2 separate regions of the Mus musculus genome follow, and region 2 is linked to region 1. The links are chromatin loops, found by intact Hi-C in ENCODE. Cell type or tissue: heart. All regions are shown on one strand. Each heading gives the region's core, and the rest is flanking DNA. Links, peaks and the distances in the headings are about the cores only. Region 1 holds the start of Brip1 (BRCA1 interacting protein C-terminal helicase 1). Region 2 holds the start of Med13 (mediator complex subunit 13).

Evidence for each region. Peaks named below come from ENCODE experiments on the same cell type or tissue, not always from the same donor. Only the 100,000 strongest peaks of a DNase experiment are listed, where the experiment ranks them.
Region 2: it touches region 1 in a loop (2.2-fold over the local background); 3 of 42 quality-filtered maps call a loop at or near these places.

The regions. Positions count from the first base shown.
Region 1 is chr11:86,194,245-86,209,960 of GRCm38, reverse strand. Brip1 (BRCA1 interacting protein C-terminal helicase 1) reads left to right here and starts at 8,768. Exons shown (of 20, transcript NM_178309.2): 1 at 8,768-8,852; 2 at 10,967-11,089; 3 at 11,981-12,092. The coding sequence starts at 10,997. It overlaps Brip1os (BRCA1 interacting protein C-terminal helicase 1, opposite strand), which reads right to left and starts at 8,601. Exons shown (of 7, transcript NR_130959.1): 1 at 8,409-8,601; 2 at 2,650-3,008. In heart, for the core only: a CTCF peak has its summit at 8,784; DNase peaks (open chromatin) are centred at 7,480 and 8,680; H3K4me3 peaks cover 3,246 bases; H3K27ac peaks cover 2,245 bases.
Region 2 is chr11:86,351,021-86,366,736 of GRCm38, reverse strand. It overlaps Med13 (mediator complex subunit 13), which reads left to right and starts at 9,141. Exons shown (of 30, transcript NM_001080931.2): 1 at 9,141-9,277; 2 at 11,229-11,463. The coding sequence starts at 9,212. Gm38937 (a long non-coding RNA gene) reads left to right here. Exons shown (of 3, transcript XR_880098.1): 2 at 6,139-6,246; 3 at 6,646-6,725. In heart, for the core only: a CTCF peak has its summit at 8,277 (motif pointing right); DNase peaks (open chromatin) are centred at 8,386 and 9,326; H3K4me3 peaks cover 2,777 bases; H3K27ac peaks cover 1,673 bases.

The DNA.
Region 1 (15,716 bases), core at 5,167-13,166:
CTTATAATTGAGGAAATTGTACTTCTTGGCAAGGAATAAAATGTTATGTAAGGTAGGTGAACTCTAGTATTAGATCGATGTGATCTGGAGAGATTATCCATCTCAGATTCTATCCAAGAAAGCCTTGAACATCAAGAAATAACATACAAAGTACCACAGGACCTTCTCACTAATTTTAGCATTGTAGTGACAATTCTGGTGCAGTCTGCATTCCTCTTTCTTCCCATACTGTAACCATGGAGGTTACTTGCATGATAGACAACAGGAAAAAGGTTTCCTTTTCGTTGCAAATTAGTCTTCTAGTCCTAGGGGACTAGCTGTGTAGGTTAAATCATCCATTTCCAAAAGGGGTACTGTAAGACCCTTAGAGCCTTACGTCCAGGGAGGCCCACTCACAGAAACAGAGACGGAGATCGATGCAACAAGCAAGAGGTTTAATGATCCAGCGCATTGGGGCCATCCTGCAATTAGGGCAGAGGCTACCCTGAACATTTCAAGCATCTTTTATACAGTTCTTGGGGGCAGACTTCAGCAACAGTATGAGTTGGTTAAAGCTTATTAGTAGTCTGTATCGACCTTTCTCAGCATTGGTTGTTCTAAGTGGGGTGAGGTCTTTGTTATCTTCAAAGGGGAACTGAATTATCTGCACCTGGCCCACCCTGCTCTGCAGTAAAGGCCTTCCTGTTTTTCTGGGACATTCTGGGAAGAGGAATTAGTCATAATCCTTCTGTACCCAAAGTCTTATTTCTGGCAAGATCCTCCTTCTAGCAGCCATTTTGTGCTTCTTAAACTTTCACATTCCCCCCTTTTTCTTGTATTTCAGTCATGAAATTATAGCTCATTCTGACTTAACTCTTCATTTATTTATTATATGTAAGTACACTGTAGCTGTCTTCAGACACACCAGAAGAGGGAGTCAGATCTCATTACGGATGATTGTGAGCCACCATGTGGTTGCTGGGATTTGAACTCAGGACCTTTGGAAGAGCAGTCGGGTGCTCTTACCTGCTGAGCCATCTCACCAGCCCCCTGACTTAACTCTTGATACTGTTGTCTCAGCATTATAATCTGAACTGTGCTTATGTGTTCTCTAATAAAAGCTAGCAAGCAATTTAAAATGCAGGGAACAAAAGTTAAAAGCAACATCAGGATTAGCAATGGTCCCAGAAGGATAGAAATCAGGGTCGTGAAGCCACGGGGAAAGAGTTAAACCAAGATTAAACCACCCCTGGTTCTGTTTTCTTTCTCTCTTTCTTTTCGCCAGCCCCTTTCTCACTTTGGCCATCGAATCTTTTACCACTCCAGAGTGGTCTATGTAGAAGCAGCATTCTTCTTTTAGGGCTGCACACAGATCTTGTTGGAGGAACAGGAGATCCAAGCCTCTCCTATTTTGGAGGACCACTTCTGACAGCAAGGTCAGAGACTCCTGGAGCTTAGAGATGGAGTTTTCCATCTCTACAATATCAGCATCTATGGCAGCCCTCAGACTTTGGTAACTCTGGGTCTGCAAGGCCAGTGCAGATGATCCCATAGCAGCCCCTGCCACTCCCAGCCCCACCCCCAACAAGACTGAACTTTTCCCACACACAGTCCCTGCCCAGTTATAGCTGACAAGGTTAAGTCTGGCGCTCTGCTGCTGCCACTGGTATGTTGTGGCATCAGAGTGATTTTAGCATTTTTATAAATACCATGCCTTCATAGTAAGGAGGAGCTACATCATAAACAGAGTCAACATGATTTAGTGGCTTCAGGGTTGGTGCTGTTGATAATTCTGAAAGCTTCTTGAACTAGATGAGTTAAATGAGATTGCCCAGGCGATTAAAGGGAAACAGTCTCCGTGATCCTTTTTGAAGGAGCCACAGTACCACGAGAATTGGGTGGGGGTGTTGGCCTGGAACTAGAGGGGGGTGTTGGCCTGGGATTTATCTCATCTGGGGCCAAGACTTTGTTGGGGCCTAAAGGATTGTAGGGGGTCTCTATTTTTAATCTGATAGTGAACAATAATCCCTCATCATATCTTTCCTTATAAAGCCTAAGACCCCAGGTGTATCCTTTTGTCCATTCTAGAGCTCTTTTCCCTGGTTCAGTGAAGGTGACACGGAGTGGATGGCACCAGTCGGTACACTCGTCTAGGTCAAATCCTCCAGGTACGTAAGACTCTAGGGAATAGTTGGCTCTTACTTTAATATAGTCCCAGCTCGAGGAGGGCTTCCAGTAGACTTCACCTGAAGTCTCACAACCCCAGCTCTTGCAGAAGAAGTCAGTCTTACCTCCGCATTTTGGATTGAGGGACTGACTTCGGTGGGGCCCGGGGCAGACATAGAAGGGGTGGATTCGAAGCATGCTTCTATCCCTTTGGTTAGAGCAACCACCCCATGGGTCTCTTGGATGTTTTTCTACATACGGAGGGGGTGTTGAAGGTGCCCTCTGAATGTCAGAGTACCCCTCCAAGTCCCATCCAGGAGGTGCTCCTATAGCCAACTTACAGATGTCAGGGAAAAGGTCAGGCCACCAGGTAGATGGAGTGGTAACCTTGGATAGACTCCAAATAGTGTCTCCAGCCCCTGATATCACCTGCCACGTTAGGTTGCGTGGCTGGTGGGGACCAAGGTCTGCAGAATATAAGGAGAAGAAACTAAGATACAGTACCAGGGGAAGGGCTTGCATCTTTGGACCCTTTGACGATCTTCACTTTCAGAGGGTTCTCCGTAGCCTGGGCCTTCCAGACAGGGTGGTTTCCTGGAATTCTGGTCTCAGCTAAGGGGGCTGGCTTCACATGTGAGGCATGTATCCAGGCAGCAATTCCATCCACTTTGACAGCCGTTGGAGTAGTTAGCAGTACTAGATAGGATCCTTTCCAATGGGGCTCGAGCCTCTGGGCACGATGTTGCCTCACGTAGAATGAATCTCCAACCTCGAACTGATGCGATGTCTTAGGAGTATCAGGCTCATATGCAGCTGCCAGCTGTGATCACACTTCTCTCTGCACCAGCTGCAGGCCTTTTAACCTGGCATACAAATCATTGTTACTATGACAAGTGGGCCCAAGGATGTCCCCCAGGAAAGTCAGGGGAGCAGGAGTTCCATATAAGATTTCATAAGGAATCAGACTAAAGTGGGAGGGGGTATTCCTGACTCTAAACAGGGCCAAGGGAAGGAGCACCACCCAGTCAGCGCCAGTCTCCATGGTCAATTTTGTCAAGGTCTCTTTTAGAGTTCTGTTCATCCTCTCTACCTGCCCTTAGCTTTGAGGTCTGTAAATACAGTGAAGTTTCCAGTTGACCTCTAGGTACTTGGCCACTCGCTGGCTTACCTTGGCAACAAGGCAGGGCCATTGTCAGATCTGATTACCTTGGATACTCCAAATCGGGGAAAAATCTCTTCCATTATCTTCTTTACCACCACTGTGGTGGTCTCTTGTTTGGAAGGGAAGGCTTCTATTTATCCTGAGAAAGTGTCTATGAAAACTAGAAGATATTTGTAGCCATACTTGCCTGGTTTTATCTCAGTGAAGTCCACTTCCCAGTAGGCTCCCAGCTTACCTCCCCGAGGTCTCTTACAGGAAGGAGTCAGCTTTGCTTCTGCAAGCATTTACCTTTTGGCAGGGCACACAACCGTGAACTATTTTTTCTACCAGGTGTTTCAGTCCTGGAATATAATACGTAGATCTTAAGGCAGTTTGAGTTAGCTTGCTTACCTCCCAGGTGGGTCCATTGATGCATTTGTCTTATCATTGTCCGTGCTTGTTCCTGTGGCAGAATCTTTTTTTCCTGATGGCATATTTCCAGAGTTCTTTTTCCTGATCAAAGTGCTTGTTGGGATTCTTTGAAATAACTGCCAGATCTTCAGCAGAGTACCAGAACTTGAGTCCCGATGATCCTGGGTCTCGGACCACCATCACTGAGCTGACTCTCAAGGCCACTGCTCTAGCCTTCTGATTTGCCAGATTATTTCCTCTGGCTACAGGGAAGTCACCCTTCTGGTGGCCCGGACAGTGTATGATACTGACTTGCTGGCTTATGCAGGATCTTTAACAAGGCCAGAATCTCAGTTTTGTGCTTAATCTCTTTTCCTCCAGAGGTTAGCAGTCCTTGATGCTGATAGATGGATGGCACCATGAACATGTACTGTGGCAAAGGCATACCTGCTGTCTGTATAGATGTTAATCTTCTTGTCTTCCCCTAACTCGAGGGCCTTGATGAGGGCAACGAGCTCAACCTTTTGGGCAGAGGTTCCTTCAGGCAGAACCTGTGCTCACACAATTTATTTCCCATCTACGATGGCAGCACCTGCTCTCTGCCTTCCTCTCTCCAGAAAACTCTTCCCATCAGAGAACCAAGTAGCCTCAGCATCTGTCAGGGGCTGATCAGACAGATCTTTATGTCAGCTGTGTGCTTCGGCAAGCACTTGCTGACAGCCGTGAATGGGGATTCAAGGTCAGGGTCTGGAAGCAGGGTGGCCAGGTTTAGGCCCATGGAGGATGCAAACATGATTCTGTCAGAGTTAAGCAACAGAGTCTGATATGAGCATTGGTGAGCCACTGGTTGGGTGGTTGGCGAACCATGCTCTCCAGAGCACATGGAGCAGATACCACCAAGTCCTGTCCTATATATAGTAAATTTGTCCATGTCTTTGACCAGGATAGCAACCAAGGCCACGATCGGGAGGCATGCAGGCCACCCTGCCACCACTGGTTCCAATTTTTTGGACAGATACGCCATTGGCCTTTTCCATGGACCCAGTGTCTGAGTCAAGACCCTTTTTGCTATGCCCCTATTTTTTCCCACAAACAAGTGGAAGGGCTTGGTGACATCTGGGAGACCCAGGCAGGGGCTGTCATGAGGGCCATCTTAATGGCATCAAAAGCTCGCTGTTCCTTTTCTCCCCACAAAAAAGGCTGTTTGCTCTTGGTGAGTGGGTATAACAGAGCTGCCATCACGGCAAATCCAGGTATCCACAGGCGGCAGAAGCCCTCTGTGCCCAAGAACTCTCGGACTTGTTTTTGGTTCGTGGGCGGCGGAATGTGGAATACAGTTTCTTTACTAGCCTCCGACAGCCACCTCTTTCCCTCCTTAAGCAGATACCCCAGGTAACTAACCTGTTGTGTGCAGATTTGGGCCTTAGCTGAGGCACGGTAGCCCAGTTCTCCTAGTTCAGTGAGAAGGCGTTTCGTTCCTTCCAGGCATAGTTCTTTGCTGGAAGCGGCCAACAGAAGGTCATCTACACAGTGTAAGAGAGTTATCTGGGGGTTGGCTGCCTGGAACATGGCCAGATCTTGGTAGAGAGCCTCAAAGGTGGTGGGGGAGGTCTTGAAACCCTAGGGCAGGTGAGTCCAGGTGAGCTGGCCTGTCATCCCCAAGTCTGGGTCCTTCCATTCAAAGGTGAAGTATTCCTGACTTCTGGTGGCCAGGGCAGGCAGAAGAAGGCATCCTTGAGGTCCAACACTGTATACCAAGTTCTGGAGGGAGGCAAGGAACTCAACAGGTTGTATGGGTTAGGGACTGTCAGGTGGAGATCAGTTTCTCAATTGTTCACTTCCTTGAGGTCCTGGGCAGGTCGATAGTCAGGGAGGAGTGGGGGTGTTCCAGGCAGATTGACATTTCCACAGGATCCCCAACTGGAGGAGGCACAAAATGTGAGGTCGGATTCCATCTCGAGCCTCCTTAGATATAGGATACTGGTGGACTGTTATCGGGCTGCATTGGGCTTTTAGGTCTACCTGGACAGGTAGCTGATTTTTGGCCTTCCTCATCCCTGCAGTTTCTGCCCATGCCCATGTGGGTAATTTTGCAACCACCAGTCCATATCTTTAACCTCTTGGCTCCTGTCTTCAAACAATTGATATTCATCCTCTAACTTCCTGGTCAATACCTGGATGGGCTCTCTTTGATGGCCCTTGACTTGTGGTCCCCCAGGGAGGAAATGGATCTGTGCCCCATCTTGGTGAGGAGATCTCTCCCCAACATGGGGTAGGGGCATTCAGGAATAACAATGAATAAGTGGGATACCGGGCCCATGCCAAGATCCACTGTTCCTTGGGTAGTCCATGAGTATTTGTTTCTTGTAGCCCCCTGGGCCCAAGACTTCTTATTAGAAATTGGTCCATCAGTTTGTAATAGGACTAAGTGTTAGGCCCCTGTGTCCACAAGAAACTGGGTGGGTTTCTCCTCCACTTTAAGGATTACCCTGGGTTCGGGGAGGGGGTCCGAACCCCGTCTCCCCAACCACTGTCCTCTTGTATGGCCAGCACCTTGGGGCCTATTTGCCTCTTTTCGGAGGTGTAGAGTCCCCTCTTCTTCTTCTTGGGACAGTCTCGCCCAATGACTTCTTTGTTTCTTTGTTTGTTTCTTTGTTTGTTTCTTTGTTTGTTTCTTTCTTTCTTTCTTTCTTTTTGGTTTTTTCGAGACAGGGTTTCTCTGTGTAGTCCTGGCTGTCCTGGAACTCACTTTGTAGACCAGGCTGGCCTGGAACTCAGAAATCTGCCTGCCTCTGCCTCCCGAGTGCTGGGATTAAAGGTGGGTGCCACCACGCCTGGCTGATCTTTTTCTTTACAGTAGGCATACTGATCCTTAGCCAGGGGCTCTCTTCTGTTGGCAGGTACTATCTTACTAGGTTTTCAATTTTCTCTGACTACAGTGGCCAAGATCCTCTGGAGGTTCCTTTCCTGTTTCTTCTCTCCTTTGAGTTCTCTAGCTTCCTGTTCCTTCTGCCTTCTCTCCTCCTTCTTTTCTTCTGACTCTTGGTTATGATAAGCCTTCTCAGCTACTTGCACTAGTTCCTTTAGAGACTTGTCTTACAATCCCTCAAGTTTCTGCAACTTCTTCCTAATATCTCTGCTAGATTGGTCAATAAAGGCAACAGTAACTGTTGCCTTATGCTCTTCACTGCTAGGATCATAGTGGGTAAACTGGCGAAAGGCCTCCATGAGTCTCTCTAGGAAGGCAGAGGGAGACTCATTCAGCCCCTGTACCACTTCCCTTACCTTAGTCAAATTGGTGGGGCAGTGTGCTGACCCTTTGAGACCTGCCATCAGAGCCTGGCGGTGGACCTTCAGGTGCTCCCTACCTTTAGGGGTGTTGAAGTCCCAGTTCGGTCTGGTCAATGGGAAGCCTGCATCAATATTCCCTGGCAGGAGGGAAGGGCGCCCACCTGACCCCGGGACATGTATCCTAGCCTCAAGGATTCGCTGCTTTTCCTCTGTGGTAAAGAGAACCTGAAGCAGTTGCTGACTATCTTCCCATGTGGGCTGATGGGAGAAGTGATTCAATTAAGTTAATTAGACCTTGTGGATTCTCAGAAAATGAGGGGTTATGAGTTTTCCAGTTATATAAGTCATTGGAGGAAAACGGCCAATACTGAAAGGCTGATGACCTTGTTCATCCGGGGACCATAGGCCGGGAGGGGCAGAATATGGGCACCCTCAGGAGTTGCCTCCACTGTCTCTGAGTCTCCTGAGCAGGTCCCTCTGACCTGGGGAGGGAGGAGGATGGCGAGTCCCCCTGATTCTCCAGGCGGAATGGGCGGGGCCAAAGGCCCTGCAGCTTGAGCTGCATGAGGAGAGAGAGAGAGAGAGAGAGAGAGAGAGAGAGAGAGAGAGAGAGAGAGAGAGAGGATAAAGGGGAGGGAGATAAAGAAGAAGATCAGTATCCGTGGTGGGGAGAACATCTTTCTTGGGCCTATCCTGAAGGGCGAAGATTGGCACAGCCATTGGTCCTGAAGAGGAACCGGGCGAACACAAGGAGGGGGATCGGTGACTAAATCTTCCCACACTATGATATATGGGACCTGATTAGGGTGGCTCTTCGAGCCAGCACCAAAAATGCACCTCTTGACGGACAATATAAGAGGCAGTGAGAAAGAACCCTCAGGAGGCCATCCAATCTGAAAGGTGGGCCACTCTGACGAGCAAAAAGTAAACCATTTATTTTTCTTCACATTTACTGAGAGATTGTGAGCTCTAGTCTTAACCTCCCTCCAATGTTCTAGAGTAAAACTCGGAGGGGTGGAAGGTCAGTGTCCCATTCTGTCCAAAAATAACGTCAGTCCCAGTCCACACACAAAAAGAAAAACAGAAAGTAAAATACCAACGCGCCCCTGCCACGAGCGCCACAGAAGATACACTGAATAACTTGGTAGTGGTCTCTTTGCCACTGACCCCCAGATGAAGTCGAGCCCTCCCGGATCTCGCGGATCGGATCCGACTTCCCACTCTGAGAGTCTGGAGCGTCCTCCAGGACTCTTCGTTACCGCAGCGTTAAGGTCGCTTCTGGCAACCCCCGGCAGACAACTCCTTTGCAAACCGAAACCAAACTGACTTGCAGCCGACTCAAAATAGAGGGAACAGACGGAATAGACGCGCGGAATAGACGCACGCCAAGGGCGGACACAAAGAGACACAGCCGCGGTACCTGCTCGAACAATCCTCCGGTCTCCTGTCACTGGACCCGCCAGCAGGACGATTCCCGGTCAATGCACCAAATGTAAGACCCGTCTAACGCCCATTTTGTGCTTCTTAAAGTCTCACAGTACAAGAATTTTTTTTTTTCCTTCAAGCAAATGTGCGGAACTTGTCCCAGTCTTTTTCGCGGGGTGGGGTTTGGGGGAGGGGCGGTGCTCGTCTTCCGGTCCCGCCAAGTACTCGAGGGTTGATTTTACTTCGCGGGCTCCCATTGGGCGGTATAGCGTTGGCCTCGTACGATGATTGGCTGTTTCCTTTTCCGGTCTGGCTGTGTGATTGGCTGACTGGGAACCGAGGGGCGGGAGGCGCGAATTCATCTGTGTGGCGCTGCGGAGTGCAGCCTGGAGAGGGAGGAGTGGCTGTACCTTGGTACCTGGCAGCGTCGGAACAGCCGGTGAGGGAGGACTTTCGTACTCGCGAGCTTTCCTTGTAGGTCGGCTCCGCGTTGCCTTCTGTCAAACGTCAGCCGTTCCTTTTCTCTGGGAGCGGGAGCCAGCCGTGGGCAAATGGAAAGGAGGGCGCGGGGAGGGGACGGGCTCCTGCAGGCTGGCGCCGGCGGGCTCTCGGGCTCTATGGTGTGGCTCCCCGTGGACATGTGAGAACTAGGAGCTTGGGGAAGGAAAGCTGAGGGCCAGGGAGCCTGTCCTTACATTCTGTGAACGCAGGCTGGAGGTAGCCCCAGCTTCCGCGGTACTTCTGGAAGGGCTACAGATTTGTTAACCCGCCCCCCCCCCCCCCTTCTCTTAAAGAGACAGGGTCTCACCCTCCAGCTCTGGCTGGGCTGGAACTCGGAGTGCAGACCTGGCTGCCCTCGATCGATCGTACAGAGATCCACCAGAGATTGTTGGGGGCCAGAAGAATTGCGCCACCACATCCGGAAGTGTGATTGTCTGATGAGTTTTGAGAGGAATGTTGCCACAGCTTCAGGCATAGATTGCCATCTCGATTAATTTTAGTAACACAATATTGAGTTTTTGCTTCAGAATAAGCTGTTAGAGTCCATTAAACCTCAGAGGTTTACAGATAAAAATCAGTGATTGGATACTTTTTCTAACAATATCTTTTATTTATTCTTTGATAGTTTATGCATATATACAAAGTATCTTGACCTATCCCCAGTACATCCTTCACACTGCTTCGGGACCCCTTCACACGCCCCTCCCACCCAATGAGTCCAATTAGTACTGCCTGATGGGATGTTGACAGGTCTCCTTGGCTTGATTTTATGCAGGTCTTGTCTGACAGAACAATATTTAGAAATGAAAAATAACTTAAGAGTGGTGGGTTTTTTGGAGCACAGAAGCTGTGGTTAAAGTTATTGACTTCATGACCTGTTGTACCTTCTGTCTTAACCATCTCCATTCACAGACTGAGTTTACCAGATTTTCTCACCACTGTCGAAATTCTTCAGTCAATAAAAGTGTCTGGGAGGTTAGGTGATGCAAACAGTGGGATTTAAATCTATTTTGTTTCAATTATAATCTCCTGATTTCAGAATTACTGAGCTGACTCAGCAGGTAAAGGACTCAACCGAGCTAGCAGTGTTTAATTCCTGAGACCCACATGGTGAGAGGAGGGAACCTATTCTGTCTCCAGAACACTGTCTTCTCACTTCCACACACGTGTCATGCCATGCGGGTTCTCCTCCCCCAGTAAACTAAAAGATGATTTAAAAAAAATTAAGTGAATTTCTGTGGAAAGATACTTTCTCCCTTACAACAATTTTTAAAGTTAGATATTATTGCAGAAAAGAATTTTAGACTTACAGGTGAAAAATGTTAAGTCATAGATACAACCTGTGCTTCCTGCCCATTCATCTGCCTTTTCCTTCTAACTGGGAGAGTGTGAAAAGGGCAAACAGGAATGTACAGAATAAGAGGAAACAGTGAGGCTATGGAATAGCAGAGCTGCTTCAGAAATCTGTTGTATCTATAAGTTGAATATATGTAATCAAACTTGTTATAGGAGCTTGTGTTTCATCTGCCATGTACAGTATGTTTTTACATTATTTAACTTTTACAGCAGTCTTATAAGGCTTGTTTCTGTTAGGACTCCTATTCTGTACCTGAGGACATGGAGTTCTAGAAAAGTGACTTGCCTTACATCATAACTAATACATCATGGAGTGCCAGTCTAGACTGGTCAGACTCTAGTACGTATGTGCTCTTGACCCTGAGATTTATTTATAAGGATAAGATTTTTTTTTATTTCTATTACTTTTATATATGTGCTTATTAATTCCAGTTTTTATTATCAGACTTCAGCTCTATTGCTAGGTGTCTGGTTTTCTTTGAATGACATTATTTCGATATGTAAACTGTAATCCTTTTTATATTTGTGAGTGTATGTGTGGATGGCTATGCCAGGTAAATGCAGGTTATTGCAGAAGCCAGATAAGGTTGTGGGAGTCCTTGGAGCTGGAGTTACAGGCATTTGTAAGGTGCCTGATGTGGGCTCTGGGAATCCATCTCGCCAACCCTTCTACTGATTTTATTGTTTCTGTTGTAGTGAAGCACCTAAAGTAGAGAAGAAGGCAGAATGTCCTCAGTGTTGTCTGACTACACCATCGGTGGGGTGAAGATCCACTTTCCCTGTAGAGCGTATCCAGCACAGCTTGCGATGATGAATTCTGTAAGTCTTTTACAGCAGCTGAGTCTTTACCAAGAGGCTGTGGCTTGTGATTCCAAGTATACATTGAATTTGTGACTATTCACAGGTATAAAATGATGGCTAGGATTTGTTGGATTCATCTGGAAGAGCACCTAAGTTCTAGGAAAGTGATATGATAACTCTTAAGCTGTGTATGTTTAGGTTAGGATGTAGCAAGAACATCTGAAAAACAGTTTCAGCTCCTTTAGAATTTTGATTTTTATTCTTCATTTCTACTACCTTTATATTTCTATTCAAAGTCATTATAACCCCTTCTACTAGCAGTATCTCTCATCGAGTTTTTCTCATAGATATTTATAGGTATTAGTATTGCAGGCTTTTGTTTGTTTGCTTATCTGTGTTTTTAGATTATTTCTATGTGTATGAGTGTTTTGCCTGCATGTGTATCTGTGCAACTTATGTGTGCCTGAGGCCTGACGGGCCTAGAATAGGGCATCAGATCTCCTGGAACTGGAGTTACAGGTGGTTGTAAGCTACCACGTGGTGCTGGGAATTGAACCTGGGTCTTCTTCATGAGTAACAGCTGCTCTTAAGTGCTAAACCACCTCTCTAGCACTTATCATAGTTCCTTAGAAACTACTTGTGCTTGTATAATTAAATATAAGTTGCTTTTTAAAATTCTCATGCTTGACATGTTTATAAAACCAGCAGACTGTTCAGAAGAAATGTAAAGGAATAAAGTCTTAAATTTAATACAATTCTCTAGTTCTTCCCGCGCTGTAACTGTGTTTCCTGGGGTGCATCCTGACTCTTCTGTGCTGTTCTAGTCGTGGTCCTGTTCCGTGGAGAGAGATCTAATAAAGTAATCACTTATTATTTTCTTCCTTTTAAAATTGACATCTTTGTCCACAGATTGTCAGAGGACTAAACAGCAGCCAACACTGTTTGCTGGAGAGTCCCACAGGAAGTGGAAAAAGTTTAGCCTTACTTTGTTCTGCATTAGCATGGCAGCAATCTCTTAGTGGTAAGTAAAATTCTTTTTTAAAAAATTATTATATTTATTTTTGTATGCATATATATGTGCACATGTGCTGTGGGGTGGAGGTCAGAGGACAAGTTGCTAGAATCACTCCTCACCTTCCACCATATGGTCAGTGCCACGTGTGTGTTTTTACTGAGCCTTCAGGCCAGGCCCAGGAAATACTTCTTGATATTTCAGACTGCTAGTTGGGACCTGAGAAAAATATAAATTATACTTTATCCAGATCGGTTCAAACATTGTTCTAATTGCTAAGACATTTCTTCAAGATACCTCATCTGTGCCAGGCATGGGGTTGCACATGTATAATTCCAGCATTTGGGAGTCAAAGGCAAGATGATTGCTGCAAGTTCAAGACCAGCCTGGTCTATGTAGGAAGTTTCAGGTCAGCTAAGACTATATAGCACTGCCCTTTGAAACATAACACAAACACACATGCACGCATGCATGGACGTACATTGTAAGTCTTCCAAAAGAAATTGAATGCATCAAAATTAATTTTAATATAATTTAGTCCTTTTACTTGGTCAAGCAGAGATTGTATGAACGTTTTAGATATTTAGAGTTCTTATAAAATAATTAGATGATAATTTGTATCTAATAGGAGATGGAGCTCTGATGGTGCTGATACATATACTAATTGCTTGAATACATCTTGAATATATTTGCTTATATGACTCTCATTAAAATGTGAAATATAGGATGAAGAAAATATATGTCTTAGTTAGGATTTTACTGCTGTGAACAGACACCATGACCAAGGCAGTTTTTACAAGGACAACATTTAATTGGGGCTGGCTTACAGGTTCAGAGATCCAGTCTAATATCATCAAGGCAGGAGCACAGCAGCATCCAGGCAGGCATGGTGCAGGAGGAGCTGAGAGTTCTACATTTTCATCTGTAGGCTTCTAAGAGAAGATTGCCTCCCAGGAAGCTAGGACAAGGATATTAAAGCCCACACCCACAAGGCCACACTTACTCCAACAAGGCCACACCTCCCAACTTGCTACTCCATGGGCCAAGCATATACAAACCATCACAATGTAAAGAACTAGCATAATGGTACATGCTAGGAAGCCTAGTACTTAGGAGGACAGTGAGTTAGAGTCCAGCCTGGGCTACATAGCAAGAGCCTAGTTCTAAATAAATAATAAGATTCTGGTTGTTCTACGTATGTGAATGCCAGATAAAATAGAGGCTTGTTGTAACAATGCTTGTATAAATTTGTTATGTCCCATTCTATTAGTTATTGTCAGAGTTACACAGTGAGACCTTGTCTCAAAAAACAAACTTATCTAGGATTTAGCATATGCCTTCATTTCTAGCACTATGGAAGCTGAGGCCTGAGAACCAGGTGTTTGAAGGAAGGAAGCCTGGGAGACAGCAAGAATCTGTCTTAAAAAACAAAAGACAAAAATAAATTTGAGTCCTGGGCTAGGGGTGTAGCTCAGTGATTGATATAGCTCGGTGGTGTAATTTTTAACTAGCACGTGTAAGGTCCAGGGTTCAGTACTCAGAACTGCCAGGAAATAAACATTTAACATTTATACCTAGATAACAAAGATACTGGAGTACTGACTCCCATCACACCCTTTTCATGGTGAGTCCTGGACCTAAATGTTTGTAAATTCCAACAGGTGATTCTGAATTAATGTTTCTCTTTGTAAAAACCAGGGTTCTGAGGTAAAATGTACTTAATTGTTTCATGTATTTGCTGATAAGTGCTTCTGTGTGAATGTTTTTATTAAAACAATCTAGGTAAACACAGAAATTGCTATTCATATTTACTTAATAAAATACTTTAGTTTTTCTTAAAGGTTTATTTTCTTTTCAATGATATATGTATAGGTTTATGTAAGCTGCTCACAGAAGGCAGGAGACAGCTAGATGGCCTGGAGGGACCAGACTTTGAGCCTCCCAGTACTTGTGCTGGAAACTGAACTTGGGTCCTCTGGAAGAGGAGGACATGCTGTTAACTGCTGAGCCATCTTTCTAGTCCCAAGAGTTTGTAATTTTAGTAATGAATCTGAAATATAGCATTGGATATTTCTCAGCTACATAAATAGATAAGCATTAGAACAGTGTAAAGTTAATCATAGGAATGTATATATGTACATTGTTGTTTTGGCTATTCCTGGTTGTCAACTTAACTACATCTGGAATGAGCTACAATCCAGAAATGGAGGGCACACCTGTGATAAGGCTGGAAGACCTGGATTTTGATTTAGGATTACAGACCCTTTTGACGGAGACCTTGAGACATAGTAGTCAAGAAAGGCTTTGGTTTAAGCAAGGTAGTACACGCCTTTAATCCCAGGAGAATGAGGCCAGCCTGGGACAGAACAAGTTCCAAATCCAGCCATGGTGGTACACACTTTTAATCCGGGCCATACATTCTCCTGAAGGCCTACATAAGGACAGTGACAGAAGGAGGCCTCCCTCTTCTCCTGCTTGCACTTACTTGCCAGCACATCTGTTGGAACCCACTTCTTCAGGATTCCAGCTTATGCAGAAGACCAGCTGAAACACCCAGCCTTGTGGGACTGAGCAACTACTAGATGCTTAGACTTCCCACTCACAGCTGCCCATTGTTGGGCACTCTAGAAAACCCTGACTAATATAATTGTTAAAAGAAATGTTTGGGCTGACAAGATGACTCAGTATGACTTTAGCCTTTTTTTCTAAGCCTAGTGACCTGATTTCAATCATCAGAGCCCATCTGGTGGAAAGAGAGACCCGACTATTGCAAGTTGTCCTCTGACGGCCACATGCACACTGTGGTGCACACACATAAACACATACTCATAAATAAACATAATGGAAAAGAAATGTTTGTGTTACTGATAGAGCTGGGAAGCAAGGGGTGGACAAGATGGCTCAGTGGCTCCTGACGACCTGAGATCCATCCCTGGAGCCACATGGTAGAGGGAGAAAGCTGGCTCTTGCTTCTTTTCTTCCCCACTTTAAAACAGACAAGAGATCAAATAAAGAGTGTTAACAAAAAGTAAACAATTTCTGATCTGTCCGTTTTATTTATTATTGGTGTCATTCTATGGGGGAAAGTGACACTTCTGGTCAATAATTGAAATTTATGACAGTTGTCTGGGATGTTTTTAGGTTGTAGATGAAAAGACATTGTCATCAGCATGTTCAAAAACATGTCACTTGTTTTCCTTCTGTTTTTATTAGCATATGTTAATTACATGTAATGGATTTCATTATGAGGTTATCATACATGTTTATAATATGTCTTCAAGTTGCTTCCTTTTTATCCTGAGGCAGACTTTTACTGTGTAGTCTGGGCTGGCTTTCAACTCAAGGCCCTTCTACCTCAGCCTCCTGGATAAAGGAATTGCAGGTGTGTATAACCATGCTTGTTTATGATGACCTTTTTTTAAAAAAATAATTTATTTATTCACTTTACATCCAGCTCACTGCCCCCCTCCTGGTCACCTCCTCCCCCAATTTTTCCCCCTTTCCCCTGCCCCTTCTCCTCTGAGAAGGTGGAGGTATTGCCTGGGTGTCCCTCCCATGATGACCTTTTGAAAAGTATGAGTTGTGTATTTCTGTATCATATGAGCACACAGTGTAGACCCTGTAATTTTCTAA
Region 2 (15,716 bases), core at 4,742-12,741, 160 kb before region 1:
ACTTTTCACCTAGCAGTGGGCAAGCCTCAATGACTCCCAAGACCTTAAGACTGGGGTCGTCAAATATATTGCCCTGTGTGACTCAGCCTCTCCCACTGTTTGTTTTACATGTATGTATGTATGTATGTATGTATGTATGTATGTATATTGCTATTTTCCTTCATATGTTCACTGCTTCAGCCAAACTAGACTGTGATGTTTCTTGTTCATCCTTTTCCATGCTAGCTATGATGTATGTGAAAGCAAAACACAAAAACCAGGGTTTGTGATCAAAGGGGCTGGAGAAGGCTGCATGCTCTAGAATCCTCTGGGAGATTGATAGTGCACATTAGCATATGCCAAAGTCCTGAGGAGTTCTTCAGTAAAGAAATCTGTCCAGCTCAATAAGACTTACTTGGATTAGTCAGGATCCAGAAGAAAAAGTAACATCTATTTCAGGGACTTTATTAACACACACCCACACCCACACCCACACCCACACACACTCACAGACACACACTCACACATACTCACATCCACACTCACAATTATAAATGCCTTAAAAAAACAAAACAAAATAAAACACAGGAGGCGTTTGAATGGTGGCATTAGACTGATGGGACATCCCAGGATGTGTGGCTTGAGGGAGATGCCACTTCCAGGACTGAAAGGAGTAAGGGAGGTGGAAAAGGAAGGTGATTGATTCAGAAAGTCTACACCAGGAATATACCAGACACGGACATATTCTTCTTTCTGCTTGTCTTGGGTAAGAAGAGTCTCAGCCCTAATTGGACCTGGAGATAACCATAGCCCTAACTGACATAAGGAACACAATTATTAATACATAACTAATAAATGTACCTACTAGGGGCTACTGAGTGATATCTGGGTATATGAGTGTATTGTGTCTGGCCATGTCTGATGCAATCTTGTGAGAAACTCTCATCTAGAACCACCTGGCCAATCCACATCTTAGATTCTCAGTTCTCAGAAATTATATGAAATAATTGACAATCGTTGTTTGAAACTCTACCAAGTTTCAAAGTATCTTTTTAGACAGAACTATGTAGCACGACTGACTTCTGTTACTGGTGTTCTGTTGTAGCAAAATCCTTATACGCAGATATGAACTTGGAATTTGGACAACAGTTATGAGGACAATGTTAGATAGTAATATATATATATATATATATATATATATATATATATATATATATATATTTAGTTTTGTTTGAGACAGGATCTCATATAGCCTAGGCTGGCCTCAAACTATCTAAGTATCTCAGGCTACCCTCCTTTTGCCTCCACCTAAGTGTTGGCATTACAGATGTTCACCATTGTGACCTGCCATTTTCCTACTTTGGGACAGGAAGGTGTACAACCATTTTATTGTTACTCTTGACTCAGTGGCATAGTTATCTCTGTTTCACAGATACCCAGGAACTGTTCTCAAGGAGTTGTACTTAAGGAACTGCATCCGAGAAGCCTCAGTTCTGCCTGAACTTAACTTAGATGTTGAGATGCTAGATAAACTTCCAACTAATGCTAGAATGTGATGATAGTTCTGTTAACTTGGTGGAGGGAGTGTATGCTTTTTACATGTAAAACAGACATGAATCACTTGGGACCAGAAGGTATGCCTAGTTGCTAGTCTCCAAGATAGCAGCTAGTTTCTAAGACAGTTCATTTCTAGTTATTTCTGCTTCCTGATATTCATACCCTTGTGTGATTCCTTCCTACTCTTTACTACAGTTGGTCTGTGTGACCAACAGCTCGTGGCAGAAGTGATGGTATGTTGCTTCTGAGATTAGGTTGTGAAAAACTGGCTTCCGTATGGATCTCTCCCATCCTCCTCATCCCCCAACCCCCGCTCCCAATCTTGGATTACTCCTTGTTGGAGAAGTTAGCTGTGTGTACTGCATAGTCTCAGAAGACCACTTGGCAGAAAACAGCTGGGCAGGAACTGTTGCTGCCAGTGGCTGTAGGAGTGAACCCGGAAGTGAGATCTTTAACCCTACTCTAGCTCTAACCAACATCTTGACAACCTTATGAGAGAATGTGAGCCAGAAGCACCTGGCTAAGCCAGCCACCCTCTGTTACTAACTCCCAGGAACTATGTGAGGTAATACCATGTTTGTTCTACGCTGGTATGTTTCCATGCCATTTCTATACAGCAGCAGCAGCAGCAACAACCAAACCAAACCAAACCAAACCAAACCAATAGATGGATGGATGTACGTTTAGGAGCCAAGACAGCCAAGCAGGCAGCACAGAGGGTCTTTTCTTTTCTTCTCTGAGATCATCTCAGGTGGATCAGGCTGCCCTTAAACTGGCTATGTAGTAGAAGATGATCTTAAATTCCTGATCCTCCTGCCTCAGCCTTCCAGGTGCTGTGATTCCAGGCATGTACCATCACACAACCTGATTCCAAATCAAACCACAAAGGAATTAGTGAGGAAGCCTGATGCTTGCTGTCTGCAAGGAGCAGTCTAGCACAGCAAAGGAGAAGGTAGAAGCGAGGGTGAATAGACAGATTTTCAGCAACCAAGATTCCCCCCCCCCACTACCACCACTTTCAGTAAAATTCCCAATAGTAGTTTTCAGAACTCTGACCTCAAACTCCAGCTGGAAGAACACGATCTAAATTCTTCATCCTAAAAAGCAGGGCATGCCCAAGTCCTATTCATCAGTGAAGAAGTCCTAAGAGAAACACAAAGTTCTTTTTGAGTTATTTCTTCCTTAGTACCTAGGGTAGCACCCCTCTTCTCTAAGTACCATCACACTTGATCCTCAGCCATTTAAACCATTTGAAAACACGATTGTAAAGGTGTTTATTGTATGAGACATAATAACTATTTTAAGAGTCTGGTCTGGGGCTGGAGATATGGCTCAGCAGTTAAGAGCACTGACTGCTCTTCTGAAGGTCCTGAGTTCAAGTCCCAGCAACCACATGGTGGCTCACAACCATCTGTACAGCTACAGTGTACTCATATACATAAAATAAATAAATCTTTAAAAAAAAAGAGTCTGGTCTGCTTCTGATTCACTGTCATTCATTGGCCCATCACACACCACTTAGTAAATACCAGAGCATGGTAAGAGAATGAATGAATGTCAAAGCCAGGGGTTGAAAAGCTGTAATAGGTATTTTCCTTTCTATGACCATCAAATAAGCTGTCCTATAAGCTTATGGTGAAACCAAGAGATTGTAGAATAAACTTTTCTTGGTTGTCATATGTTTTGAACTTCCTTGAACTTTTTCTTGAGGAAAGAGAATAACGAGATTGCAAACTAGTTTGTATCTGGGCAGGAATAATGATCCTGTGAGACCAAACTCCTGCCTGGTATTTCTCTCCTCCTCTTCCTCCTCCTTCTTTTCCTCCTCCTCCTGTCCTGCATGAGGAGTAGGCTCAAAGAATTACATTTGTCTTCTCTTTTAGCTTTGGCCACTCAGAAAAAAAAAAAAAAATCACCTCAAAGAAGAAAAGCGTGGTCAGCAGTGATTCCCTCTGTTTTCTCAGGTTCCCTGCTGATGGGATAAATGACAGTGGGGGTAAATGGGAAACAGAAAGGGTGTTTGTAGACAAGCTCCTTTAACTTGGGTCAGTCCTCTCCTCTCCTCTTCCTGCCTGAATTGCCACCATGCCCCCAACAAGTCTCCTGGAAGTTTGTTTCTGAAAACAAATCTTAGCTTGTCACAATCTTATTTAATCTTTTCTGGAAAAGAAGCAAACTCTTTATGATTAAGACCCAGGATTTCAGCCGGGCGTGGTGGCACACGCCTTTAATCTCAGCACTTAGGAGGCAGAGGCAGGTGGATTTCTGAGTTCGAGGCCAGCCTGGTCTACAAAGTGAGTTCCAGGACAGCCAGGGCTACACAGAGAAACCCTGTCTCAAAAAACAAAAACAAACAAACAAAACAACAACAACAAAAGACTCAGGATTTCTTCTCTAACCAAACAAACTGTCCAGCCCCTCTTTTTTCCCCTTTCTTCTTCTGGGATTTTCCCCCTCCCCCACCTTTCTTGGCTCAACCCAACTAACTCATCCTTCAAGATTTTGTTTCAACTGTCCCTCCAAGACGTTTCTCAGAGCCTTTGTGATATATTAGGCCCCTTAGCCTGTTTCAGAGGCTGCTGTGGGCACAGGGAAGCTATTCTATATCTCAACATTTCAATCTAGAAAAGTGGAATAATAGAATACCTCAGAAGCTAGGTGCACAGTTACAAGAACCCTGTCTGATATGTACTGCCTGTCACATATTAGGTGTTAGTGGGAGTGGCCATTTAGCCCAATCTCTTCATCCCTTTGTAAGAACAGGAGATCCAGTCAGTCAGGTAATTTGACTGGAATAAAGACCTGGAAGGAGACAGTACTGAGGTTTTGCTAATAAAGGTTTGCTAACCTAATTTCAAAGTAATGGAATTAGGAAGGGTTGATTTCAAAGTTCATGCTAAAATGAAACATTTGATAGAAAACTTGAGGCTGAGCATAGTTGTTATACTTTCAAGAAAAGTAGCAATTTAGGTTTTTCATAGATGGAAAGACAATGTTTTCTTCTTTTCTGAGCTGGCTGATTTCATTTGCTTTGTTCCCCCACCTTTGTATATTCACATTCCCTGACTGAAATGCTGTGTAACTTCTTAGTCCTTCTTTCTATTGAATTAAGTACAACATTAAACCATTAACATGACCTTAAGAAAAATCAATACTGTCTCTAGGCTGAAGATCACTCTCTCTAGGGCTTAATTGGTTCCTTCTTTGCTTTCAGCTTTTGACTCTAAACTTGTATTACCCAACACAGTAGCCCTTAGTCACGTTTAGCTATTGGGCCCTTGAAATGTGGCTGGTCTGGATTGGAATATTCTTTGGGAAAAACAAACAAACATGGATTTTGGAAGGTTTGGCTAAAAACAACTTTTAAAAAAGGGATAGCTATATGAATATATTTTATATGAACTACATGTAAAATGATATAGTTTCTGATATATTGGCCAAAGATTTTAATATGTCTAACAAACAGTAATTGAAATTATAGGATTTATTTGGCTTTGTTTCATTTCTATTGGCTAGCGCTACTCTAGACTTGGCTTTTTTTTCCAGAATCATGGGTAGAGGATTAATCCTAAGGTCAAATGCTGCCCTTTCCTGGACTTCGCTATATCAAGTAAGGAGTCCACAGGCCAGAGCCTCTGACATTCCATACAGAATGGAGTTCCTGAAAACCCAAAAGACTTACAGAATGGTTTTAGGTGCAGAGATCACTGAGTGGATCTGTATTTCAAAGAGAAGATAGCCAGTAATTATTGACCCAAGGCTACCTCTCAAAGTCATTTTGAAATTCCTACTGGGCTACTGTTAGGTATTTTTTCCTCTCTCTTAGTCACTGCAACAACTCTCACAGCTGGTGCCATTTTACAAACCCATTTTATAAATGAGTCAATTGGAATTGTGAGGCAAGAAGGAATAGTTTTGACTGCATTTGGTCCAACTGTCCAGATGTCATATCTAGTATCTTCTCCATCTTATTCTTGCATGTTCTTACACACATACACACACACATACACTATGTGCTGTGTAAACTGTATAATGTACAACAACAATGTAATCTGAACCCTATAGAAAAAGATTATAGAGAAAAACGGGAAGATTTGTTTGTTTGCTTATTTATTTATTTATTTATTCATCCATCCATTTATTCATTCATTCATTCATTCATTCAAGGTCTTGCTATGTAGCTCAGGCAGGTCTCAAGCTCACTCATGATTCTCCTGCCTCAGCCTTTTGAGTATATATATATATATATATAAATACATAGGGTTTTTAAAATAGTATATATATATATACTATTTTAAAAAAAGCAATTGATGAACCTACATTGACACATCACTGTTTCCTAAAGTTTCTATTTTTGTTTCTCTTTAGCTCACACAAAATGTCATCTTAACACAATGTAGGTGGTTCCCAAGATGCTCTCTGAGAGTGATGCTGGCCCCGTTTTCTCTTTCTCCCTAGGTTTCCATCCCTCTCTCTGCTGGGATCTTAGTCCTCCACTGCTCCGCTTCATTCCCCTTCTCAGTCTCTTCTGCTGTCACCCCTGCCCCATCCCCCTTGGTCCCAGAGTTCTTTCCTTCTTGAGAAGTCTTTTTTTGTTGTCAGATTCTCCTCTCTTTTGGAGAAGATTGACATTCAAATGAAAGTTCAATCAAATGTTACTTCCTACGTGGTAGATGTCAGGCAAATTCTACCTGCCCCTGAATTCCTAAGGTATGTATATGTGTGTCTGAGAGGGGGAAGAGGAGGAAGGGAGGGTGGGGTGGGGGGAGGGAAAAATTAAGGAGGATGGATATACATTAGAAAAGGAGTGGGAGAGGACATTTCAAGTTGAGGAAGAGAACAGAACAGGTATGTGAGGATTCTCTCAGAGAAGGAGAGATGAGTGAAGGAGCCTTTGCCTCACTGAGTCTTGGGATCCCTGACTCCTGGTGCTGGCACTCAGTTATAAAGGATACCGACCTTAGTTGATTTGAGCTCCTGGATTGAATTAGTCCTGGTTGTATAATTGACTTTGATATGTGGCCTTTGGATCTGAATTGGGCTTAATAAGATTTAACTGCTTCAAAGAGCTTTATAAGAATTCATTCTATCCTTCAAATCTGATTTCAGATGCTGCCTACTTGACGCCCTCTCAACTTGGAAACTCCTCCTCCAGCGCTCCTAGTGTGTCACACTTGATGCCTGCCTTATTCAGGTCACTGCCTTTTCTCTTATTCTGTAGGAATTGCTTCTCCAGAAATCCCGAGGAACAGGCACATACTCAAAAAATTATTTTTCTTTTCTATTGGAGGAAAAGTCTTGCCACTACCCGAGTCTGGTCTCGAACCCTCAGTCTTCCCGTCTTAGCCTCCCAAGTACGGGACTGCAGATGTGTGCTACCACTTGGTCATGATTTAGAAAATCATTTTAATGGTTAACATTCATGTGATTAAGGAAGCAATGGGACCAGTACTTATGATCAACATTATTTCATCAAACACTTTAGGAGAAAACTACTCTGATTATCCTTGATTTATGATAAACTAATTTGATTTAGGGTCAGATTTGATCTAAGGTCCACTGGCAAGCAGCAGAACTTTCTCTGCAAGTTTTTGGCTTGAGGACCTTAATCAGCACTAAGGTGGACAAAGAGGTGGTGAAGAATACTTTTCATTTTATGGCTAAAAAAGTAAGCTAGAAGAGTCTACTATTTTACAGAGATAATTGTGACTTAAAGTTCTGATAGCTCCTAACTGTTGTCTCTTCTTTTCTTCTTGAGACAGGGTGTTACTATGTAGCCTAGGCTAGCATGGAGCTTCCTTTGTGGACCAGAATGGCTTCAAACTCAGAGATTCCCCCTGCCTCTCCAGAGCTGGGATTAAAAGCTTGTGTCTTTACTCCTGGTATCATTATCTCTTAATCTTTCCCGATTCCTCCCTCGTCTCCTCCTAGAATCCTTTTAAAGTTTGCATGGAAAATGTTTTGAACTCTTCACTGAAGAGTAATCCAGCCCAGAATAATTGTTTGGGAAGGGATTTAACATCATACATGGTTTTTCTTATTCATTTCTAAGTTTTCAAATATCAAGTACCTACTGTGTGCTAGAACATTTTAAGGCACTGGACAGCTATAGCAACAAAGGGTCAGTTCTCCTGATTCTCACTCTCAGAGTTCACGTGTTTCTCAAAGTAACCACAGAAAGGAAGGATGGAAGTATAGTAATGCATGCCTTACACTGCTTATCGGGCGCAGGCACGAGGCTAGTGCTCAGGTTGTATTCATGCATCATATAACAAACATAACATTTGTTTTCCTCATTTTACAGATGAGGAAACTGAGTCACAAAGAGGTAAAAGACTGGCTCCAGCTTCGAATCCTGAACAGCAGGACTTTATTTCTAGTTCATTAACCACAAGACCATATCGTTTCATTTTTTTTACCTCTTTATTATAACTTAAAAAGAGAGGGCGAGGCTGGTGTCTATCCAGCTCTCATTCTTTAGCCCTAGAGTTCTGCGATGTACCCCGGCGGCCTTATGGAGTGAATGAGAATGCATTGGAACGTCTTTCTTTTTCTTTTCTTTTTTCTTTTTCTCTCTCTCTCTCTCTTTTTTTTTTTTTTTTGCCAACTTTCTCTTCCAAAGAATTTGAACTGATTTCCAAGTAATTCTCGATTTTGAAGTGAACCTTCCTGCGCTGCTGCACTTTCCCCAGCCAGCAGAAAGCTAGGGCCAAGACTCGGGTCATCTTAACCGGGGCATCCAGCAGATGGCGCCATGTTAGTAGCCACCAGCTGGCCGCCCGGTCCCCGGGGCTCCGAAAGCTTCCCTGCCCTCCCTCACCGCCTTCTCTCTCCCCCCTCCCTACGGAGCCCGGCCCACGTGACCTCGCGGCGGCCAATGGGCGAGCAGAGAGGGCGAGCTGGTCCCTGTGGCCGCCATTAAAGCGAAGGGAAAACCCGTGAATTCGGATTAAAGGGGGAAAAACACCGCCCGCTGGGCCCACAAAATGGGGGAGACTACGGCGTCCAGGCGGTGAGGCGGCAGGAGAGCAGACGTTAGGCAGGCTTGGCCCAGGGACAACACGAGGACACAGCCGGAGAATGGACTGAGCCCACAGACGCCGCCACCACCTCCGCCGCTGAGGAGACTCTGGGCTTAAGGACATCGCCGCTGCCGGGCCGGGGGCCCGGGGTGCTCTGCCGGTCCTCGCCCTTCCCGCCCCTCCGCGGGCGTCCCCGGGCCGCGGAGAACCCTCCCGGGCTTCTGGGCTCGGCCCGCTCGGACTCGGGCTCTGACTATTTATCGTGTACCTGATTGTTATTATTATTTTTTTGTTTTTCGTTTTTTTTTCTCTTTTCTTCTTTTAAATCTTTTTTTATTTTTCTGGTGGAAGGGACAGACATCCCTTCCCCTCCTCTCCGGAGAGGGACGCGCGTCCGCGGGCTCCGCAGTCCCGGCGGCCGGCCGAGCGCGGCGCGGCCCTCCCGCCTGCGGCCTCGGCCCCGGGCGGCTGGGTGCCTCCGGGCGGCGGGGGCCGCGGCGGCGCCGGGGGGCGGCGGGGAGGGCGGGCGGCCCGGCGGCCTCCTCCCCACCGCCCCCCGCCCTCCCCGGTGTCTGTGTTTCTCTCTCTGGTCGGAGGCGGCGGTAATGGCGGATGGTGGGTTGTGGCGCCGGCGGCGGCTGCTGTGAGGGACGATGAGTTCCTCCTTCGTGTCGAACGGGGCCAGCCTGGAAGATTGTCACTGTAACCTCTTCTGCCTGGTGAGTGCGGGGGCCGCGGGCGGTGGGGGAGGGGGCCGCGCCGTGCGCCCTTGGGCCGTGGGGGAGGGGGTCTGGGTCGCATCCAGATGCCGGTGTCCCCCGGCTAGGCCCCGCCGGAGTCGGCCTCCTCCGAGGCTCTGCGGCCGCCCCGGGAGGCAGCGTCCGCTCACCTACCGACCGGGGCTCTGCTGGGAAGAGGCTTGTCTTTCCCCCCACCCCCTCGGTCTTTCTCCTCCTCCTGTCTTGTTTTGGACTCTTTTCCCCATCCTAGTCTTTTCCTTAACTTGGGCTGCTTATCTGCCCGGATAGTAATATTTTCTTGTGTGCTTCTTGCTTCCCCGCCTCCCCGCCCCCCGCCCCTTGTATCGAACAGTGTATCCCTTTTCCACACTTTCCACGATTGCCCCTGCTCGACTGCCTTTAAGCTCGCTTTTCCCTTGTAAGTGGGCTTCTCTTAAACAGGACCCCCCCAAAAACTTACGTATTAAAACCCTCTTCGTTTTGTAAGTTAAACTAATACAGGGGTAGTGTCCTTATGGGTGACTTCAGATCTTTGTGTAAAAACAGTGTGTGCCGGTTCATATGTTTTCTTTTTAAACTTTGAAAACATTTTGCCATTTTGACAATTTCTAGCCATCTTGCTTTTATTAGAACATTATGTTTTTGTGAGAGTGGAGGGGCAAGTGGAGGAGGTACTGTGGTTTCGCACTAAACGTTCTATATTTGTCTGTTTTGCTTACGTTTTAAGAATGTTTTGAGCTGGCTGTTCCTTTTATTGAACTGAAAAGTCTGGGGCAGCTGGAATTAGGGATGTTCTAGTACGTGTATGTAGGTCGGCCCAAATCGGATAACACTCAAGAGTTAAGACTTTTGTCAAAAGTACCAACTGTTGCAAATATCTAGTCCTGAATTAAACGATAGCCGAGCTTCCTGAATGACTAAGTTAGAGTGACTTTTTTCATTTTTCGTGTGCTCTGAGAAATATTAAGTCTATCATAGGTAAGTGAATTAAGTGGGTGGAGCATAACTAGTTGGCAAGCATAAACTGCCAGTCATGTATCAGCAGTTTCATTTTTGGCACCTTATGCTTTCTGTCACTAAGTTAGAATAAGGAATTACTGAATTTCCTTTGTTGAATCTCTTTCACGATGTGGTAAATGGGGATCTTCAGCACACTTACGTCTTACAGATTAGACTGGTTTTCTTGACATGTCCATTAATCAGCATCTCGTCACATGTAGTAAGATGTACAGCAGGTTTAACGTTTCTGTCTTCCCCAACTGGATCTATTTTTGGCACTTTGGGTTTTTTTTTTTTTTTTTTTTTTTGAAGCTAGATTAGCACAAATCTGACAGCTCTTTGGAAGTGGTTCTTTCCTTGGAGCTGTGTGCTTGTGGAGAATTAACAGGCTTTTTTTTTTTTTCCTTAAGAAAAAAAAAATTCAGATGGTTTTCGTATTAGAGCCATGACTTCTTACAAACCTGGAATGAGAGTCTTTACTTTCCAGTTCACCAAGGATCAAATGTGACTGACAGAGAGGACTGTAGGACAGAGGAGGAGGCTAGACTTACTGTGCAGGCTTAGCATCATTGTCTCATTGGTCAGCTCTGGATATGTTGCATTTATTGTAGACTTGCTACTCAGTGACATCTTTGATAATTTATGTAACAGTTTTGTGTTCTTTTCCTTAAGCTCTTGTTGGTTGAAACATTAGAATTCTTTGCTGTGGTGTTTTTGGTTTGTTTGGTTGTTTATTTTGGTCATATCTTTAGGTACTTAAGCATGCATTAAAAATAGTGATGTTTTAATGAAATCAAGGACTTTATAGTGAATATATATTTTATATATAAATATATAAATAGTATACTTATATTATTATACTTAATAACAAATATTTATTACTTAGAGTGAATGAACAATAATATAGATATTTTGCTTTCTTTTCCTTCAGGCCGACTTGACAGGAATTAAGTGGAAAAGATATGTATGGCAAGGCCCAACTTCCGCCCCTATTCTGTTTCCGGTGACAGAAGAAGACCCCATTTTGAGCAGTTTTAGTCGATGCCTTAAGGCAGATGTACTTGGTGTTTGGCGGCGAGATCAAAGACCTGGAAGAAGAGAATTGTGGATATTTTGGTGGGGTAAAGATCCCAATTTTGCTGACCTTATTCACCATGACTTATCAGGTGAAAGCACTTTATCCTTTTTAACTGTGCCTTAGCAATGTTGTACACTTTCCCAATGTGCTTCTGCTGTGGTGGACGGCCTTGTCAGCCTGGATCTGTAAGAGGGTTGCCATGCTCTGTTTCACCATCTTTGTTTTGGTTTCCTTAAGTTACCTGTGTAGATTCCAGGAGACTTGAACTCTGACTGAGTTTCTTCCTCTACCTCCCGGCTTCTTTCTGTAATTTCTCACAGGCAGTTTGTATCTAGGGAAAGCATTTTCATTAACCTGAGAAAAATGGAATCTGGAAGCATGTTATTTTTACAGTTATATAATAGTCTTGAAGCCAAGTGTAACTCACCTTTGAGTCTAGTTTGCTGTGTTCTTTTTTGTCTGACCCCGTGGGCAGGCCTAGAAATGTAACTTTGTTTGGCATAGATTTTCAAAAGTATAGTTGTATTTTAATATTATTTATGATTATGTATTAACTCGGGGAGGCATATGCTGTTTTTGGGGGGTGGGGGGTGGGAGGGTCTTTAGACCCTGCTTCGTCAAAGGGTATATTAGTAAGGACAAGGGCCATCTCATTAACTTTTAAAGGACAAAGGTCATTATCTGAAAGGTTGTACAGAAACGGTTTATTATGAGCACATCAATATTTCTTTTTTTTTTATTTTCTTGACTTTTAGGGCCAAATATACTTTAGAAAGAAACTATAGCCCTTTATGAAAATTACTGGTTATGTTTATTTTAAACTCAGTGTAAGTGTATCTTTGACTAGATACTCTCGGAGGGAACCAAGTTCTAGTTTGATAAGAGTTTTGACAGCTAAATTGAAAATTTTTAAGGTCTTTAAAATTTTCTGTGTGAGCAGGGAGTGTAGGTGTGGGTGTAGATATGTGTGCCACCATGTTGTGTAGAGGTCAGAGGACAACGTTTTTGGAGTCCTGCTTCTTCCATCTTGGTGAGACAGGGTTTTACTGATTGTTTTGCCCTTAGGAAGCTTATTTCGGGCCACCTGGCCCTCTTTGTTTCTGACTGCTCCTATCTCTGCTCCCCTTCTTGGTGTAGGGGTGCTGGAATTACAGATGCACCACATCTAGTTTTTTTGTGTGGGTTCTGGAAATCGAACTGAGACTGACTAGTGTTTTTACTCTATCCCCGAGCCATCTCTCCTGCTCCTTAGGTCTTTTGAAAAAAAGCTTTCTTGTATGAAAGTTAGTTTTCTGTGGTTTATGGTTTTGAACTGTAGGATCTGTTTTATTTTGTATGAAATATAATCCAGAAATCATGTAGCCTTACTTAAATAAATACCTTAAGTTTACTCACAGGGTTTAGTCTTCTTGATAAAGTTGGCACAGCATCTGAATACACTTTTTTATTTGAGACGGAGTCTGTGTTGCCTTGAATTCAAAGCCCCCTTCAAGCTCAGCCTCAGTCCTGGTTGGTATTACAGCTGTGTGCTACTCTGTACAGCCTTGAACAAACCTTTCCATGGAACACATTTTATGCCCTTTGAACTCGTATTCCTTCTGGTTCCTGCTGGAATTAGAGATGTGTGCCATCAGACTAGGCTCCAGATAGCTCTATCTTGAACTAATACTTTCTAAGGTCAACATTTGTTTAAGAATGCGCCTTTTATATATTTTTAAGTCACCTTTTGTTTTTAATGAATTCTTCAGCATTTTGAGAGTGGTGCAGTTGTTTTATGATAGAGCATTCTGGCTTTCCTGAAATGTTACTGAAGAACCTAGTTCTTAGTTCTAAATATTATAATGTGTTTGTGATTTTGCTTGTTTTGAGACAGTGTTACACATAGTCCATTAGGGCTTTGAAGTCCTGATTTTCCTGCCTCCACTTCTCAATGCTAGGATCAAAGGTGTGTGCTACTACACTTGACTTATACAGTTTTAGATAGTAAAGAGATGAGTGTATATCTGTAAATGCATACTGTGTTGTCTGAGTGTGTATCAGTAGCCTTCGTGCCTTTTAGCAAGGTGTGCTTTCTGCTTCATGCACTAAATGCTAAGCATACAGCTTCCTTTTCCTTTCATTGACTTAGGTGAGAGTTATTTTAAACATTGAAATGATTCATGAAGTCACCTCAGTTAAAGTGTTTGTAGGTTGTTTGTTTGTTTACTTTCTTTTAAGTGCTAAGTATTGAATCTTGGGCCATGTGTATATATTAACCAAGTGCTCTACTGTTGACCTTTATCCCTGGCTCATTGTTAAAATGTTGATAGACTGTTTAGACACTGTTGTTAAATTGAAATGTTTAAGCAAACACAGTCAGTGTTAAAACTATAATGGTGCTCAGAGTGTTTGGCTAGCCTGAGTAAGGTCCTGGCTTTGAACTCCCAATACCACAAGAAATTATATGAATACCTTAAGTCTATGAGAGTTTAGTCTTCTTGGTAAAGTTGGCACAGCATCTGAATACACTTTATTATTTGAGACGGAGTCTTGTGGTGTTCCTTGAATTCAAAGCCCCCCTCAAGCTCAGCCTCAGTGCTGGTTGGTATTACAGCTGTGTGCTACTCTATACAGCCTTGAACAAACCTTTCCATGGAACACATTTTGTGTAATCAAAGATAAGTTTAAATACATAGTGTTTAGTTTTACCATAGTGATTCTAATGTTTTGAAGGTTAAAAGTCTATTAAAATAGAATATGAGCTGTTTAATAACAATGTATGTTGTTAAAACACTTTGTGTAGCTTTTTTCTTCTGGATTTGAGGTCATCAGAAGTGTGTTCTTAAGCAAAGCTTGGTTAGAGTTTAAAGTTTCTCCTTCCTTCTCCTTTAGCATAATTTTAAAATGACAATACCTGCACTCTAATACAGATACTGATCCTTGAATATAATCAAAATTTTGTTGCTGTCAGAGTCTGCTGACTGCTATTGAATAGCTAAATATTTTTATCAAAGTGGAAGTGACCCAAAGAGTGAGCACACACACTGTTGAGTAGCATGTGAGCATGTCCACTGTCTCAAAGCTAGCCCTGAACTCTTGGTTTACAAAGTCAGTGGTATTTATATAATGTTTTAGCTTCTTTTTAACCTGTTGTTTACTTTAGAATGTTACTTAGATCAGACTATCTTAAAGAATAATAAGGTCTTTTCAGATGGAGTATATTTATCTTGCCCTTTTTTTTTTTTTTTTTTTTTTTTTTTTTTGCTCCAGGGACACCGTCTGCCTCCCTTTTGGGGTAATTAGTGCGCCTCTGTGCTCTAGCTAACCCCCTTTTCATTTCTTCCCATCTGTGGCACTCGGTTCCCTTCTTTTAAGCTCCCTTGAGAAGAGAGCAGCTGGACAGTAGGGGTGGCATCAGCTGCATGAGGCAGTCCTGAGCTCCAAGTGGAGGTGTAGCAGTGAGGAAAGAGGACCAGGAAGGACCCAGGTGGTGACTAAGCAGCTAGTTAATTTGGCTTGGGCCTGCTCTTCTCAGTCAGTGTCCCTCTGTTTGGTTCAACACCTACTACTTCTTGTTACTGACATGTTTGTGATTATGGAAATATTGCCCTCCTTATAGGGGGTAGGAGGAGAAGGTAGGCAATCATTTTTGTAAAGATTAGAATTCTCTGTTTGTTTTTTTCCCACTGATGTGTTCAATAACAAAACCACAGAGTAGCCCCTTTATCTACTCTGTCTCATCTACAGCTGTTTTTAAGAATAATTTTCTTTGAGGTAATTTTAGATTTATATAAATCTTGGTAGGATAGAGTAGAGAGTGCCTGTGCATCTCTTACTTAACTTTTTTTTATTCTTAATATCTATGTCAGAATGATGGACTTTCTAAAACTCATAAATCAGTATTGTTATACTAAAATACCTAATCACTTGGATTTCTTTATTTTCACCTAGTTCTGTTGTTTTTAGGAGCTGGCCTGGGCTGCCAAATGATATTTACCTGCCCTCTTATTTTTTGCTCTTCTGGGCTTTGACAGTTTCTCGGGGAACCTCCCTGCTCCTTTTTGATGATTTTGACAGTTCTAAGAGTCTGGTGTCTAGTCAGGTTTCGCAGTGCATGTTAAATTTAACCTTCTCTTCTGCCTCACACCATTTAACACATTTCTGGGTTACTATTAAGTTTAGCTAATGTATAGACAGAAAACATAGACTGAGTAAATTGTATTCTACACTTTGAATTTTTGCTTATTTTGTATCAGTAGTACTTGATGCTGTTTCACAAAGTGATTTGGGAAGGTCTGGTGATTTTTGGATAAGGATTTGTGCTCATTGGTATTAGCTTAAGTATAACATTCCAGAAAGACA